Regions from separate parts of the Homo sapiens genome. Here region 1 is linked to region 2. Evidence: read pairs that join two places in POLR2A ChIA-PET (ENCODE). Cell type or tissue: PC-9. All regions are shown on one strand.

Region 1 (8,000 bases), 230 kb after region 2:
TGGGGGCCACCAGTGACACCCAACCCCAGGAGACTGGTTGTCTCCACAGAGAGGCATGAGGCAGTGGTGACCAAAATAGCCAGGGGATATGATGGGCTGTGATGGGGGCTGGGGCAGGTAGGGCAGACGACCTATCCCAGGTCAGTGAGGAGCCAAGGGTGACTGAAAGGGGAGTAATTTGGGGGCCCTGGGGTTTCTGGGAGTGGGGAAAATAGGGTGCACAGAGGGCTTTCTCTGTGGGTTTGTGGGTCTGGGTGTGGCCCTGTACCCGGGCTGTGGTCTGCTCAGGAACCCCCACCTGTCCCCATCACTCATTTATTCATTCCTCAAGCAAATATTTATCTGGTATTCCAGGCATATTCTAGACCTTACAGTGGGGAAAAAAAATGGGTAAGATATGAACCCAGGTCTTGGAAATGCTCGTGTTTTTAGAGAGGGTGGACAGCGAGTCTACACAGAAGCCTAGGAGGGTTCCTAATGTTCTGCTGTGGTCCCAGCCCCAGCACAAGAGGTCACCCCTGGGGAGGGGCCCCCCCTACACCGATGGGAGACTGGTGGCAGCTATGAACGGCTATGGGCAGTGGCTGTCCATGGGTCCTAAGCAGCGTGCAAGTGCGGGTAGAAGCTCAGGAGGGAGGGTAGCTTCAAGGGGAAATCGTGGGCCCCACCCCCAGAGAAATGGGATGTCTGCATGAAATATACCTATGGCAGAAACATATATTAAAACTACAACTCAATATGGTTCAAACAAAACAAGAAAAAAATGCCATAGGGATACTGGGCTAATTACAAGAATTAATAAATGAGGAGTCTGAAGTGCGGGCTCACTATACAGCCATAGCCTGACTGGCCTCAGTTTACCTGCTGTGCATGTGTTGAATGGGCCAGTGGTGATGAGGGAGACCTGAGATGCCCATTGGCTCAGGGCTCCTCCCTATGCCAGGGGCCTGCACCTTCTCCCTCCTGCAAAATCAGGGCAGGGCCCAGACAGGATCATCCTAGGAGGACAACCCAAAGGAATTGCCAAGGGTGAGGCCCCAGTCTGGGGATTTAACCACAAGTACAACAGACCCAAATCCTGGCCCTTGAGGAGGCCATAAGCAAATGCGAGGATGGGAGTTCATCTTCTCAAATTTCGATGTGGGTTTATTTGGAGCCCTGAATTAAAGTTAGTTTGAAATGCCCTCAACTGGGAAAGCAGGCAGGGGAGGCTTGATACTCAGGCTGGCCCCTAGGCCTGCCCCTGCTTGGAGAAGGGCACTGATCAGGCCTGGACCACACTGGGGTGGTTGGCGACTTCTGGTTGGTTGGTGCTGACATTGGCTGGGGCCTGATCCCCTGAGTCACCCTGCCTCGCCCTAGATTCTCCTGCCATAGACTAGATGATAGCTTGGCCATGGCCACTGAGACAACTCTGTGGTTTTGAAAGGGAATTTTCCTGAATGCCACCAGCTAAGCTCTCTGGCTCTGAGCTTTGGCTGTGCTACCACAGGCCTTGCCTCCTTCCTGTACTGGGCGTCCTCCTGCCCTGTTCCTCCCTCTCCCTTCCTGCCACACCCGGCTGACCTCTGCTCACCATTTTCTCCATTCCATGGACATTTTCCCACCACACCAGTGGCTACTCCCACTTGCACTAGGAGCGCTGTGACACCCCAACTTGTGGGGCAGAGGTCAGGCCCAGAGTGCTGAAGTGCTGAAGCTCCTGTAGAAGGTCCTTCCATGTGTCTTTCAGATCCTGGGCTTGGCCTTCTCCATAACCATCACCCAGCACATCCACTGGACTGGTAAGAAGTAGGACGTGTGTGTGGGCTGGCCGGAGTGTCCCCACAAGCCCCTCCCCACTCCCCGCTCCTCTACTGGATGCTCTGTGGAGGCAGAGGATTTGAGCTTTGTGTTGCCAGCCTGCATTCTCCAGATATGACCCCTGCGCCCACCCACCCCTGCCTCAGCCTCAGCCTTCTCAGTGGTGGAGGGGCGGGGAGGAGTTGTCGGCACAGGGAGACCTGGGGCACGGGGCACCTGGATGCCTGCGTCTGTGTCTGCATATTTGCCAGAGATGATGGGGTGGGCTGGGGTGTGCTCTGGAGGAACCCCCACCACCGATGGGTGTCTGTCTCCTGCCCTTCCTCACACTGACATTTTGTTCCCCCCATGGGGTAGGCAGCACAGTGCTTCCGCCTGTGGAGAGACTACCCTTGCGGAGGCTGCTGCTGTCCGTGGCCACTGTGGGGGAGTTGGCAGGGTGGGGTCTGCCTGCTATTGGGCGAGATCCCTTGAGCACCTCGCCAGGCTTTTTATACCTTACAGTGTAACTTCTTAACTTTATTTTACTGTGATTAATTGTTCAGGAATACTACCTCTGAGGTAAGTTAAGCGTTGGCTGTCTGATTGATAACTTTTTACTGTGTTGATTTCTTTAATGGCTTAATTTCTTTTTTCCCTAAGTGTGGGGGACCTGTGGGAATACAGGACCCCCATTCAGTCTCAGTCAGGACAAATCACTATGCAACCCCCACAAGGCTCTCAGATGAGACTCACCAGCCTTCGCTCAGAATGCGTGGAGAGGACACAGGGGTCCTGCCAGTCCTGGCATCTGCAGACAGGAGCCTGGGAGAGGCAGGTGGAGAGAGGAGTGGGAAGGAGGCTAGAGGCAACTCATCACAGGGTGATGGTGTTTGCTAACAGAGCTCAGATGCCAGAGCAGTGGGGGTCCCCTGGGGGCTGGTGAAGTGCTTTGCCAGAAATGCAGCAGAGCTGGCAGGTCCCTGTGCTTTTCACTGAGGAGCAGTTGTTGGGTTTTTCCTTCTTCCTTCCTCCTGCCCTCCACTGCATGGGAGGCCGCCCCTTCCACCACATGCGGGCCTTCTCGAGACAGGCTCTGCACACCCCAGTTCCTTTCACAGACATTCCTGCTAGAAACTCTCAAATTTCTCTCTAGTGTGGATGCTACTCACTTTCTCCCCTTGCTTCTGGGTTGGGAAGCCATCCTTAAGTTTTGCTACTCAGACAGCGACAGAGGACCCCATTGGGCAAGTGGAAGTGGCGCCCCTGATTGTTCCTGCCAGCTTCACCCAGCCACAGGTTGCCTTGCTGAGAGGGAGGGAAAGATGTCCAGTTTGGTCCTATGATCTCTATCTCCTTCCCAGGGTTCATCGACATCAGCAGTGGGTGGGTGGCAATCACATCCTCTGTGATCTCAAAGAGAAGAAATACAGAAAGCCCAAGAGAGATCAGACTGGCCCTAGACTACCATAGCCCCAGGAAGAAAGAGCTGGAGTCATGGCATGCACACAACCGGACGTGTGAGATGAACAGGCAGGGTCAGGTATTCAATGGCAGGATGCACCCCTCAGAACTGAGGCTGGTCTAGTGTAATGTTTTGCAGTTATGAAAAAGTCAAGAATCTATGGGACTCAGCATGCAAAGGTTATCCACTAGCCAGGATCCAGTGCATGTCGCTGGCTGGGGCATTGGTGGGTGGCAGCCCTTCTTCCTACAGTTGGCTCCATACCCTGGTTTCCCAGCCAGACGAGGTCTCTTCTCCAGCCTCCACCTGCCTGTCTGCTCCCAGGGCTGAGTCATGGCCACCCAGCTCCTAGTCACTCCTCTCTTCATCTTTAAGTAACATATAAATTGGGACCAGGAGGATATAACTTTTGATGTGTTCAGGATTCATATTTTTGGCAGGTGGGAGTGGGGAGTAGGCTGGTCTTAGGGTGCTGGATGGGGTAAAGACAGCTTCTCTGAGACAGGAGCCATGGTGCTGATGGAATATGAGAGAGGCACACATTTGAGCAAAACCGCCCTTCCCTAGTCCTCTGGCCGGTCTTGCTGGTAAGGAGTCCTCCCCGGGAACCCCAAAGTGCAGATTCCAGAGCAAACACACTCCTGTAGACAGATGCTCACCAAACAAGTGCTCAAGTCACCCAGTGGGACCTGGAGCATCATGTGTTTCTGATGTGGGTGGAGTGGGTAGGTTTGTTTATGTAATTTTTAGTTTTTGTTAATATCAACAGCAACAGTCCAGTGCATTGGGAGATGTGTGGCCTCCCTGAAAGTCTTGTTTCTGGAGTGCTTTAGGGGCATCCTCTGGCCCTGGAGCCTTTGCTGCAGTGTCTGCTCCCCCAGCCACCCCCCAGCTCATCTGTCCGTTTGCAGAGCCTTGTTCACAGGTCCTCAAACTGCCTTCTTGGCTCACCCAGTGCTTGGCAGTTTCATCATTTGGCCAAGTCTACATTAGGTGGAAGTCTCCATGCATAGAGTAGATGTTCCTCCAAGCCCCTTGCCTGTCCTGCAGAACGGTCCCCACACCTCCCAGAGGGCCACATCCTGTGATGCCAGTGAAGGTGGCTAAGTGTCTCTCCTCTGTGTCTCCTGACTATGATCTCATTGGGGCAGAATTCCCCTGAGTGAATTCCCTCACTGTCTGCTTCCCTTGCCAACATCAGAGTTAGTTCAATCAGGTCTGATGCAAACAATTTACAAACTTGTCTCAGAAAGTCCCTTTGAGTTTGTAGATGATTACAGTAGGATGTCTGATGTGGACTCAGCCTTTCTTTGCAGCCATCTCACAGAAGGGGTGAGCAGGCAGGGGGTGAGAACTGCCTCCGGGCGGCTGGCAGTGGGTGTCAGGGTGCAAATCTCCTCCCCACAGCCCGCAGCTGGAGCGGTGTCACCCTCTCTCCTTCCAACATGGGCCTGCATCTTGGGCTCTCTGGGGAGGTTGCTGCCCTGCCCTAGAACCTCTTGTAGATGTTCTATTTTGACTTGAAACTAGATGGCCATCCCTCCAGGTTTTGGTGGCCAAAGAGCAGTTCAGGTGGATGGAAGTGACTGTCCCTTCCTCTCTGGCCCCTATATAGGTGGAGGTGCTAACTAGCAGGGACATGGCACAGGATGGGAGCTGGGTGCCAGGTGCCTGGGGTCCATTCTTTGTCCCGCAGACCCTCAGAGTCTGGCCTGCCCCTCTGCTGCAGTGAGGCAGTAGTCCAGGATGGGTCCCTGCTCCAAACGGGCACTCTGAGGAGGCGGGGTCTGAGAGGCATCCCACTGCCCTACTGCAGTAGAAGTCTCGCAGTGGCCTTGGTTGGGTCCTGGTGTATGGGGTTTCCTTGGCTGTCACAGTCACAGTGACACATGGTAGATGAGAGCAGCTGAGAATTCCCCTTGTCCTGGGTCATTGCTAAACCCTATGTCCCCGGAGAGGAGGCAGGCATAAAGAACGAGTGTGCATGTGGGTCTGACAGCAGTTGGAAGTGGGCATCTTGAAACCCCTCTGTGTGTGGAGCTCTACCTCCTGTCCTCAAGGGGGTGGCCAGGTCCACGTGAAATTGTCCCAAGGCATCAGCCTCCAGGGCCCCATCCTGCAGCCGCCATGTCCCAAAGCCTGCAGAGACCACTCTGTGTCTGAAGGGACCCTCTGACACAGGTCCCACTGGAGCAAGGTCCCTGAGAGCCTCCCCAGGAGATTTACCGAGACAGACTCAGTGGCTGCAGGATGTGGACTGGTTAGAGGGGCAGGTGACCCCCATCATCTGTGGAAGACCAGCCAAGTCATGGGAATTTTGGTGGAAGCCACCCTGTCTCTGCTTGTTCTTGCTTTGGCTCCTGCCACCAGGTCTGTGGACCCACCTGTGTGCTTGTGGCTCACAGGGCAGTGGAAAACATCGGCCTCTCTCTTAGCACTGGGCCCCAGTCACACAAGCGGAGCCGTGGAAGACAGGCTGCCCTGGCTGTATATGAGAGGGTCATCTTCCTTCCCTGGGGACATCTGGTGACTGTGCTAGAGCCTTCTGGGATGGATCTGGGCTCTTCAGTCCATGGGAGTGGCTGGGATGACTCTGGGAGCCCCCTCACTGTTGTGTGATGTGGTGGGGGAACTGCCTCCCCACTGGTGCTCAGCAAAGCACAATTGAGAAAGGGTGGCTTACGAGCTGTGGCAGAACCCTGCCAGCCCTTCAAGTGGCTAACACTGGTGCCGGCACACACAAATGTCTATTGGCTCAGACTTACTGAATACTCAAGTAACTCATGCCAAGCACCTAGACAACAGTCAAGGAAGATGCAGACACAGTACCTGTGCTTGCAGGGCCAATCATCCAGTAGGGGCCCCAGAAGAGTGAACATGATTGCAGGTCAATGCTGATGATTATATTCACAGGATGCTGGCTGGCTGTGTGGGAGAGGCAGTGACCCAACCTGGGGAGAAGGAGGCCCTCCAGGGGAGGTGATGTTGATGCTAAGAGCTGAAGACAGGATGTGTTAGTTAACCTGGCAAGGAGTGGAAGGAGATGTGTCCTGTGGATGGACATGGTCCACAGAGTTGAAGCACAGAGGGTGAAGCGGGACTATCTGGAGACACTGCCAGATCACAACCTTGAAAACCTGGTCAAGGAGCTTCATTGAAGTTTAGGCTGAGAGCAATGGGAGCCATGGAGAGGTTTTCAGCCCAAATGTGATGGGCTCAGATCTGGCCTTTAGAAAGCTGGCCGCAGCTACAGTGTGAAGAGTGGTCAGAGGGACAGGGGAGGCTGCAGGAAGATCAGGCACAGGCGCTGCAGTGATTTAGGTGAGAGATGATAGAGCCACAGGGAAGGGCAGTGGGGTGGAGACAAAGCCAGCAGATCTGAGAGATGCACAGCCTTTGTGGTTAACTAGATTTATTGGTGGGAGAGGCAGCATTTTTGCTATTCATCCAGCATAAACAGGAAGATGACTTATTGTTTGTACCAAATGGATGGATGAATGGATTTTCTGGGCTCAGTGCTCCTGTGCAGGAGAGGGCAGAGACCAGCATGGTGTAATTAAACGTCTTCTTTTGTGTGTATTGAGCTTCATAGCTTGCAAAACATTATCGAGGTTCCTCCAGACAAAAACTATCTTATCAGCCGTCACCACCCTTGAACTTTCACCGTTAGACATGAACTGTGGTGCGGATGGAAAGGGCACTGGTTTGGGAGTTGGAGAACCTGGGTTAAATTCCCACTCTGCCTTTGGTGTCCATGTGAACCTTGGGCAGTCATTGAACTTGTCTTGGTTTTGTCATCTGCAAAATGAGAATAATGCCTATTTTACAGAGTGGCTGTGGGGATTAAATAAAAGCATGCGTATAGAGGCGTCCAGCTTGTTCCTAGACCAGGATAGGAGCTTGGCAAGAAATCGGTCAGACATGAGTCCCTAAAAAATTAAAATCAGGTCCCCAAGGAAGAGCATCCTCCAGGCTGAAAGCCGGGGATACAGGAGAGTGGTGTGGGAAGGGGGTGGTCAGGGAAGGGGAGTTGGTGTATCGAGGTGGATGAGCTGCTGCCTGCAGGAGCTCAGAGAACAAGCTTCCCCATGCCTCAGTTTGCTCTGGGTTAGCTCAGCAGCAGCACTCAATATTCCACAGAAGCAAGGGGGAAGCCAGATTAAATAAATGTCATTTTGGACTCAAAGATATTGGCACTGGGATGGTCTCTTCTTAAAGCATTCATCAATTGAGAGGCTATGGATTTAGCCATCTTGCTTTTGCTGAGTTTAATGACAGCCATGAGACAGCCTATTGTCTCCTCAAGCTAACAGAAAGAGTAACAACACTCCACAGGGCACATTTGAGCCAAGCTCTGCTGATTGATGCTGCTATTCGGGACTTCCCCTTTGTGGCTCCAGAGACTATCAGATAGCCGAGAGCCAGCGGGGACAGACCTGGACACTGCCTAGTTTCCCTTGGCCCTGTGAGAGGAGAGAGGTGAACTGGTAGAGGAAGGCTGCACAGTGGCCTGTGGTTAGTACCTGTTGCTTAGAAATTTTTCTTCTGGTTACCGAGTTCTGGAACTTACCCATGTCCAACATCCAGAGCAGGGCCAGTCCAACCAGTGGGCAAATTTCTGGAATCCCAAGACAGATGGTACCCTATTTATGGTGGTTCAAATTATGATTTTTCAACTTTATGATGGTGTGAAAGCCATATACATTCAGTAGAAACCGTACTTTCAGTACCCATACAAAAACCATTTCTGTTT
Region 2 (8,000 bases):
TAGCACCCCACGGGCCAGTGGTGCCTGGTTATCAGCCAAACACACAGATCCCTGAATGAAATAATTCGGGCAGCCGCTAGATGGGGTCTGAGGGTGACTATGACTAGAGGCTGATGTGCCATAAGCGAGATGCCCACTTCGGACTTTTGTCCCTTCATGGTTGTTAATTGTTTTAGAACTGAACTAGGACCCTTACCAGGCACAATAAAACCAGATTTCTATACGGAGGCTTTGCAGAGATAGAAAGAAAAGCTAAGATCAGGGAAGGAGAGACCAAGGCAGGCTTTTTCATTAGCAATGGTGTTGAGCAGGCAGTTTGGGTAATTTCTTTTCTTTTTTTGAGATAGAGTTTCACTCTTGTTACCCAGGCTGGAGTGCAGTGGTGCGTGCTCGGCTCACTGCAACCTCTGCCTCCTGGGTTCAAGTGATTCTCCTGCCTCAGCCTCTCGAGGAGTTGGGACTATAGGTGTGCGCCACCACGGCTAGCTAATTTTTTGTATTTTTAGTAGAGACGGGGCTGGTCTTGAACTCCTGACCTCAGGTGAACCGCCCGCCTTGGCCTGCCAAAGTGCTGGGATTACAGGCGTGAGCCACTGCGCCTGGCCTGGGTAATTTTCTTCTATACCATCCCAGGTTTAAATTCTGGCCATCCTTCCCTGTCTAGCTGAAATTCCATGGTCTGAATGAAATTTTTGTGTCCCCACTTGCAGGCACCTTACCATCCTCTGAATTTCTCAAGTACACTTTATATCTGTGTTGTCTAAGCAGATGGTTCCTGTCTTTTTCCCTCAACCAGACCATCAGCCCTTTGACGGCTTTCTTTCTATTCTTTTTGACTCCCTTTGTGCCCTCCCCTATTCCCTGACCCACTCCATCCCGTACCAGGCACAGTAATAGATACTCAACAAATATGTCATTAAATTGACTAAACGATCCCCTGCAGCCACATGCACCTGCCTGTGAGCTGGGTGACAGGCTACTTTATTATCTTTCCCATTCTTTATCACATGCCCCCTCCAAAAACAACATTCTAAGTGCTGTATTTCTGGGAGGCTCAGAGACCATTTATTTATTTTTTTAAAGGTTTTTACCTGCATTGTGCAGTGGAGGGGCAAATTCTAGGCCAGACCTGTGGTCAGAGCAGAAACGTAGAGTGGTCTGTGCTGCTCTCAACACTCATTCCAGGATCAGCTGCTGATGGCTGTATCATCTCTGCTGCAAGGCTTTGAGAAGAGCTGTATTCGGGCAGCTCTACAGGAAAAAAAATGTGATCACAGTCTCCCAGGTTTTCTCAGGCAGCAGCAGAAGGTAGTAGCAAACAACCCAGACAGTGGTGACCTGTAGCTGTTTAGGGAAAAATATAGGTGAGTGAATGAAGGAATGAGTGGAAGGAAGGATGGATGAATGAACGAGATCACAAATGAACAGCATGCTGTAGTGGAAAGAAACCTGGAGACATGGGGTTGGCATCCTAACATTTTCCTTATCCTTTGTGTGATGTTGGAAAAATTGCCTGATGTCTTCTCAGTTTCCTCATCTGTAAAGTGGGGCAAAAGTACATACTCCTCAGGGTGGTTGAGAAGATCAAAGGAGATGATGTTTGTGAAAGTACCTACTTCCTTTGAGGCCATGTCTAACGTAACCAGGGTCTCAGTGGACACGTAAGACTGGGTGTGATGGGTACGTGTGTGTCTGTCCCCCACACGTGGGGTTTTAATTGAGTGGGTTTCAATGTGGAAGGTGCCCACTGCATCCTGTCTCCCACCCCGTGATGATCGCCAGCTATTTCAGATGTGGACAGCGGTGTCCCTGGGGGCTGGGCTTGCACTGCAGCTGGAGTTTTAGAGATTCTGCTTTCCTGGTGAGCTCAACTGTGTGAAGGCTGATGGCGGGGTTCGGCCAGTGGCACCATCCGTGTTTGCCTGTGTGGGAAGAGCAGGTGCCAATCTGATGAGCTCTAGGGTCCAGGGCAGGCGGTTTGGCCCAGCTGCCTGCAACAACACTTAATCTGGGAGATCCCAGCTGATTCTCTCAAATGGAGACTTGCTGAGGCCATGCCTCATGTTCCAGGATTCCTGGGGAGCTGCTGAACCTGGGGAGGGGTGGAGGTACCTGACCCAAGTTCCCACAGCTACTCTGTCCCTGTGACTTGAGGTTGCAAACTTCCCCAGGGCTGAGGGCACGCTCTGCTGCTCTGTCTGAACCCCCAGCTCTGCCTCCTGAGCAGATACTGTGTGGCTCTGAACCAGTTGCTTAACGTCTCTGACCTTCACCCTCATTGGTAGACAGAAGACAATAATACCTACCTGAAGAGATTGGTATGATAATTTCATGTTAATTACCATTATTGAGTACTTTCTAAGAGTGCTAAACACTTTATAAACACTTTACAAACATGATTTCAACAGTAAACCTGAGAAAGGCGGTATACTTGCCATTTTACAGCTGAAGCAGCTGAAGCTCAGAGAGGTTAGGTAGCTTTCTCTGGGCCGCACAGCTGGTAGGTTTCAGAGCCCGTTCATACCAGCTGTCTTCCTCTTTGCTGCCCTCAGGTTGCTTCCTGCAGTAGATAAGATGAGATGCGAAGAGCACTCGGCCTGCAGTTGACTGGATCTGAATCTGACAGATCCTGTGGAATTTGCTGAGAGATTGATTGGGACTTTCTGGGGACTGGAAAAAATGGGGATGGGGTAGAGAGGAGATTAGTAAGCCTGGGACTGTGCTCCCCAGCCTTTGTAGGCGAATCATCCGAGTCCGGGCTGTGGGGGATTTTTGGTAGCAGGCTGTTGACTCTTCTCCAGGTTCAGTCGGAGGGGGAGGGCAGGTAATGATGCTGAAGGACACAGCTTGTTCTGCAAATTTGTGAAAAGCTCTGCAGGCTCACATCCCAACGTCATTGGACGTGCTCTGGGTTCCCTGTACTATAGGGAACATTTGAGAAATGTCATATGGATGTGCTTCTGCCATTAGGGAGCGCCCAGTTGTCAGACAGACATGGGCACGCATATGAGTGATTGGGAGCAGCAGCCAAGGCAGTGAGCAGTACGGGGTGAGGATCTGCAGGACAGGAGGTTGCTGCAGGTGACTCATCAGGGAGGGCTTCCTGGAGTAAGTGGGGCTGTGGCTGAAGCATGGGTAGAAGTGACCAGGAGAGGGATGGCAGCTGAGGTAGTGAGATACATCAAAAGAGAGGGCCCTTCCCAAATTTGGGCCAAGGGCTCATTGTATTATCCTGATCGACGTCTCCTTCTTCACATTTTTAAGTATCCCGTGTTGGCCACTCTGACAGGAAGCCACTGACAGAGACCTGGGTCCTGCCTCCTGATGTCTTTCCATCAAAGACAGACAGGCTGGTGCCCACTTATGTGAAATGTCACCTGCAAAACATTCTATGAAGCCATAAGCAGCAGAGAAGGTTCTGGTGCCTGTATTTTCCACCTTCTCCTTATACCAGGGCTACCTGTTGGCCTCAGAACAGAGGGTTCTTCTGGCCGAGAGACTTCAGATGTGGCTTTGCCTTCTTTCCTCCCTCACCAAGGACACTCCCAGTGGACAGCCAGAGCCACTGCAGCCTGTCCCGCCCGAGGCAGGCTGCCGTGGAAGGACTCGTGCTCTCAGTCCACTCTTCTTTCTCTGAGCTTGGCCCACCCTCCTGGTTGGGCTGGAATTGAAAAACTGGCTTTTCTCTCTGGAACAAATGGCGGTTTTATGGCTTAGGGTTTCAGCTCTCTGCAAGTCTCCCCTGTCCCCAGGCACAGAGAGGGCAGTCAGCTTGCCCCCGCCTTCCAAAGCTGGGGGTGGGCATTAGCACAACTCCTTCCAGCTGTCCCTGAGTCCACACAGCCAGCTGCTGCCTGCTGCAAAAGGACATTGATGCCACCGCCATCTGCAGCTCATTTCCCTGGAATCAGCTTTGCAAACAACCTTTTTAATCACGTTTATGACCTCAGCATATAATTGCTGCAGGTTTGAGTTTCCAGTGATGATGAAAAGCTTGGCTATAAAGCCAGCAGGTTGGGTTTCAAAATCTCAGCCTCATTTTGGATCCTTTCCTACCTTTTTCTCTTCCTTCCCTCCTCTTCCCTCCCCCTCTAATCCTCAAGAGGACTAGGATATTCCTTCATTTTCCTGTGCTGTTTATGGTTTACAAAGCACTTCTATTGTTCCTGTAAGGAAGATGCATTATCCCCACTCTATAGGTAGAAAAACTGAGAGTCAGAGAGGCCAAGTGATCTGTCCAAGGCTCCTGGTTAGAAGCAGCTGAGCTAAGCCTGTGATCCTGGTCCTGGATCTGCATCCTTTGTTGCTCTCACTCTGCGGGGCAGCCTTGGTCTGGCTGGCATGACAAATGTCCTTCCCGGGCATCTCAGAGTCCTCTCCTGCCCCACCCCCGGGACATATTGGGCTGATCAGTCTGCAGCTGCCAGGATCCAGCCTGCTTTGTGTTGAATTGTGGTTTGTGGCTTTTATTTGTTCCCACGATGCCCTGTGTGAATGTCACTGAGTTTGTCAGGGCCGGCTCCTTCTCCTTGGCTAGCTAGGAAAACCGAACCCCAGATGGTGCTCTTCCCCAGAAAGCTTGGCCAACTCTCCCATGTCTCATGGGGAGAGCCCTGGCTGGGAGTCGGGACTCCTGGCTTTAGATCCCAAGGCCAACTAGTCTATATTCCCTATTTTAGGGTAAAATCCCTTGCCCTTATTTCCTCACTCAACAATGGAGTTAAAGGTTACCTCTTCAAATCCCAGTCCCTAGTGGGGCAGCGTGAGGGTCCATTGGGAGAGTTAGCAGGGAGCAGCAGCGGATGCACTATTTAGTGCTTAGCTCTTAGGAGCAGGGGGCACCGAAGGTCTTTCGCCCATGGGTGTGCTGGCTGTGCATAGTAAACATGAGTAGCCGGCGGGACTGGCCCGGTGTCTGTACAGCACCTTCATCCCCAAGCTGTTTCCTCACTTCAGGTTCTCTCTGGTTTCCCCCAAAACATGACCACCCCAAAGGAATGACCTCCCAAAGGAGGTCAGGTGGCCATCTTCTCAGCCTGGAGAGGGGTATGTGGGTTCCGCAGGCACCCAGTATGGCAGGACATGGCTGGCATTAGACCTGAGGGCACCCTGATTTGTCCCTTGGTCCTGCCTTCTGTTTTCCAGGCCTGACTGTCATCCTGGGAGAGAAGAGGGCGAGCACACTCTCCTCCCTCATGAAAAAGAGGGAGAAAGGCAAGGCATGGAGGGGTGTGGGTGGAAAGCGAGTGGCAGGGCTGTTTTCACATCCTTGCTGGGAACGCGTGGCAGGAGACTGTCTGACTGGGACGTGGCCCCTGTCTGAGCCAGGCCTGCCTGTGCATGCTGCCTCCCTGACTTCAGCCTCTATTGTCTGTGAAAGGCACACACTTGTACACATGTGCAGAGGGGACGTCCCCTGTTGGTCCTAATTTTTACCCTCATTAATATGATCATCATGGCATCTATATTCCCATTTCCCCAGCCCTCCGTGGTGCCCTGCCAGGCAGCCTGGTCCATGTCCCTGTTCTGCTGCCTGAGGTGGATCCCAGCAAACAGGTTCTGAGGGATGGGGGCTCTCCTTTGTTTGCCTTGTAGAAGTAGCAGCAGCAGTGACTTCTGAACATCTCTTTGGGGGCTCTGCTGGGCTTTCATGTGATGTGAACTGGGTAGGGGTTAGTTGCATAGGTGCAGACAGTGGCGTTGCTGGGGCTGAAACCCAGGAGTCCTGGTTCCTGGTCTGCTCTCTTGGACTTGGTCTTCTTGGAGGGTTATCAGAGCTTCTGACAGGGTCGTGACAAGGAGGGTGAAGAAGAAGGCGATAAGCAAGGAGCTGAGTGGGGGTGAGGAAAACAGCCAGGGATGTGGAAATTGTGAAATGGAATAAAGGCAAAAGAATGCTGGCTGTAGGGCAGGAACAGGGAGGGCATCTCCAAGATAAGAGGTACAGAGAAGTTTGACAAAGAGGGACAGGCATCATGACCTTATGTAGTCCCCCTGTTTCTATTACTCGCCTTTTTCCTCTTAGCTTTTATATATTGTGGGAATATTTAAACATGCACAAAAATATGGTGAATAATGTAGTGAACCCCTATGTCACCCTCACCTGATGCCACATTCTACTGTGACTTTATTCCATCTACTCTCACTCCTTTTTTTTTTCCCTCCTGGAGCATTTTATTTATTTGAGCTGAGGTCTCATTCTGTTTCCCAGTTTGGAGTGCAGTAGTGCGATCTCAGCTCACTGCAACTTCCACCTCCTGGGTTTGATTCTTGTGTCTCAGCCTCCCGAGTAGCTGGGATTACGGGCGTGACACCGCATCTGACTAAGTTTTGTATTTTTAGTAGAGATGGGTTTCACCATGTTGGCCGGACTGGTCTGGAACTCCTGAGCTCCAGTGATCTGCCAGCCTCCTGGAAGATTTTAAAGCAGATTTAAGGAGATACGCAGGTGGGGTATCTCCCTGCATCTTTCCCCGCCTGCTTGTGTCTGGCTGGGTGGATTCACCTGTTCCTGGGCCTGAGTTGATGGGGGTGGTGCTGAGGAATGGTGCTTTCTTCTGGTGGGAGGTAAGTAGGTGCAGAGGCCCTGGGCTTCCTGCTATTAGCCAGCTCTCATTTTCGGAGGTATATACACTCCCCACTGCCAGCCCTCGGAGGAGGGAGGCAAGAGGGATCTAAGCCACGATGCTGCTCTCTGTGTCTTGGGATTTCTCTGAATGACTTTCTTCTCTCAGTCACGTAGCTGCAGGCAGAGCCAGCCACCGCTGAGAGCACCAGCCTTTCCCTGGTGCGGCATGCTAGCCCCTCCCAGCGTCTCTCCTTTCCCCAGCTCTGCATTAGGAAGGACCCTCTTACAAAGCAAGAGAGGTGTTAGACAGCCAGCTTCCTGCTGCCTTCAGTGTATGGGGATGCTGAGCTTATCCCTGGTCTCCTGGGGAGGAAAAGCCAGGATCTTTGGGTCCAGTTCCCTGCCTTCCCACGGTCAGCCCTCAGAGGATGAGGCCCTCTGTAAAGCGTACTCGACGGGAAGACTCGGTCTGACAGGCACACTTTTGGATGCCACACTGGACTTTAGTGACCTAACAATACAGCCCAGTATCACTGGCATCATCCTCTTCCCCCCTTCTCTCCGGGATGGGAGCTCTGCATACTCAGCCCTTTAGTAGTGTCCCCTGTGGTCATTACTGCCCCCTGCTGAGTCCCCTCGGGTGTGTGGCCGTGTGTACCTGCCTCCCCTGTGTCATCCTCACCTGATTCTCATGGGGCCCTGGAAGGAAGTGATGACTGTTTCATTTTATAGCTCCACAGCAGATGACACCCAAGGTAAGAGCGGTTAAGTTACTTTGCCAAGGTCACATGGCTGGTCCATGAGGGAGGAGACATTTAAACCCAGGGCTGTCTGGCTTGGAACCTCTGCTTCTCACGCTATGCCAGCCTGTCTCTACTGCACTGTGGTATTAACCACGAGCACAATATTAACTGCTGTGGTTTAATGTGTGTTTTATATATTACAGCAATGGCACTAAGATGGCAAGGATGTTTGAGAGTTGTGGCTTGCTGGTTGTTGCTGTAACTAGGTTTGTACATGAAATATTAGCAATCAATAAACATGAGAAGGAATGCAGAACATCACTAGTAATCAAAGAAATCCAAATTATGGCAACAATAGTATACTACTTTTTGCCTTTCTTTTTTCTTTATTATTATTCTTTTTTTTATAGAGATAGGATCTCACCTTGTTGCTCAGGCTGGAGTGCAGTGGTGCAATCATAGCTACTGCAGGCTCAAATTTCTGGCCTCAAGTGATTCTTCTGCCTCAGCCTCCCTAGTAGCTGGGACTACAGGTGCATGCCATCTTGCCTTCCAAATGTGCACAGATTTTTAAGCTGATAACTGCTAACATGATGCAGCCCTCTACTCCAGCACTGGTGGAGTATAGCGTGTCAAAACCTTTGAGAAAAGCCTCTTTGCAAAGGGTACTACAAGCCTTAAGAACTAAG

What was found. Peaks named below come from ENCODE experiments on the same cell type or tissue, not always from the same donor. Only the 100,000 strongest peaks of a DNase experiment are listed, where the experiment ranks them.
Region 1: POLR2A ChIA-PET joins it to region 2 with 5 read pairs; 2 of 35 experiments call an interaction of 5 or more read pairs at or near these places.

Annotation. Positions count from the first base shown.
Region 1 is chr12:30,999,581-31,007,580 of GRCh38, reverse strand. It overlaps TSPAN11-AS1 (TSPAN11 antisense RNA 1), which reads left to right and starts at 1,609. Exons shown (of 3, transcript XR_007063261.1): 1 at 1,609-1,784. It also overlaps a transcript of TSPAN11 not described here. In PC-9, no CTCF peak of the experiment used is centred here; DNase peaks (open chromatin) are centred at 1,480 and 6,680; H3K4me3 peaks cover 524 bases; H3K27ac peaks cover 3,068 bases.
Region 2 is chr12:31,231,060-31,239,059 of GRCh38, reverse strand. No RefSeq gene overlaps it. Among named protein-coding and RNA genes, the nearest start is that of FLJ13224, 89 kb to the left of the region's middle. RefSeq lists an enhancer at 4,939-5,108. In PC-9, CTCF peaks have their summits at 62 and 3,555; a DNase peak (open chromatin) is centred at 3,559; H3K4me3 peaks cover 324 bases.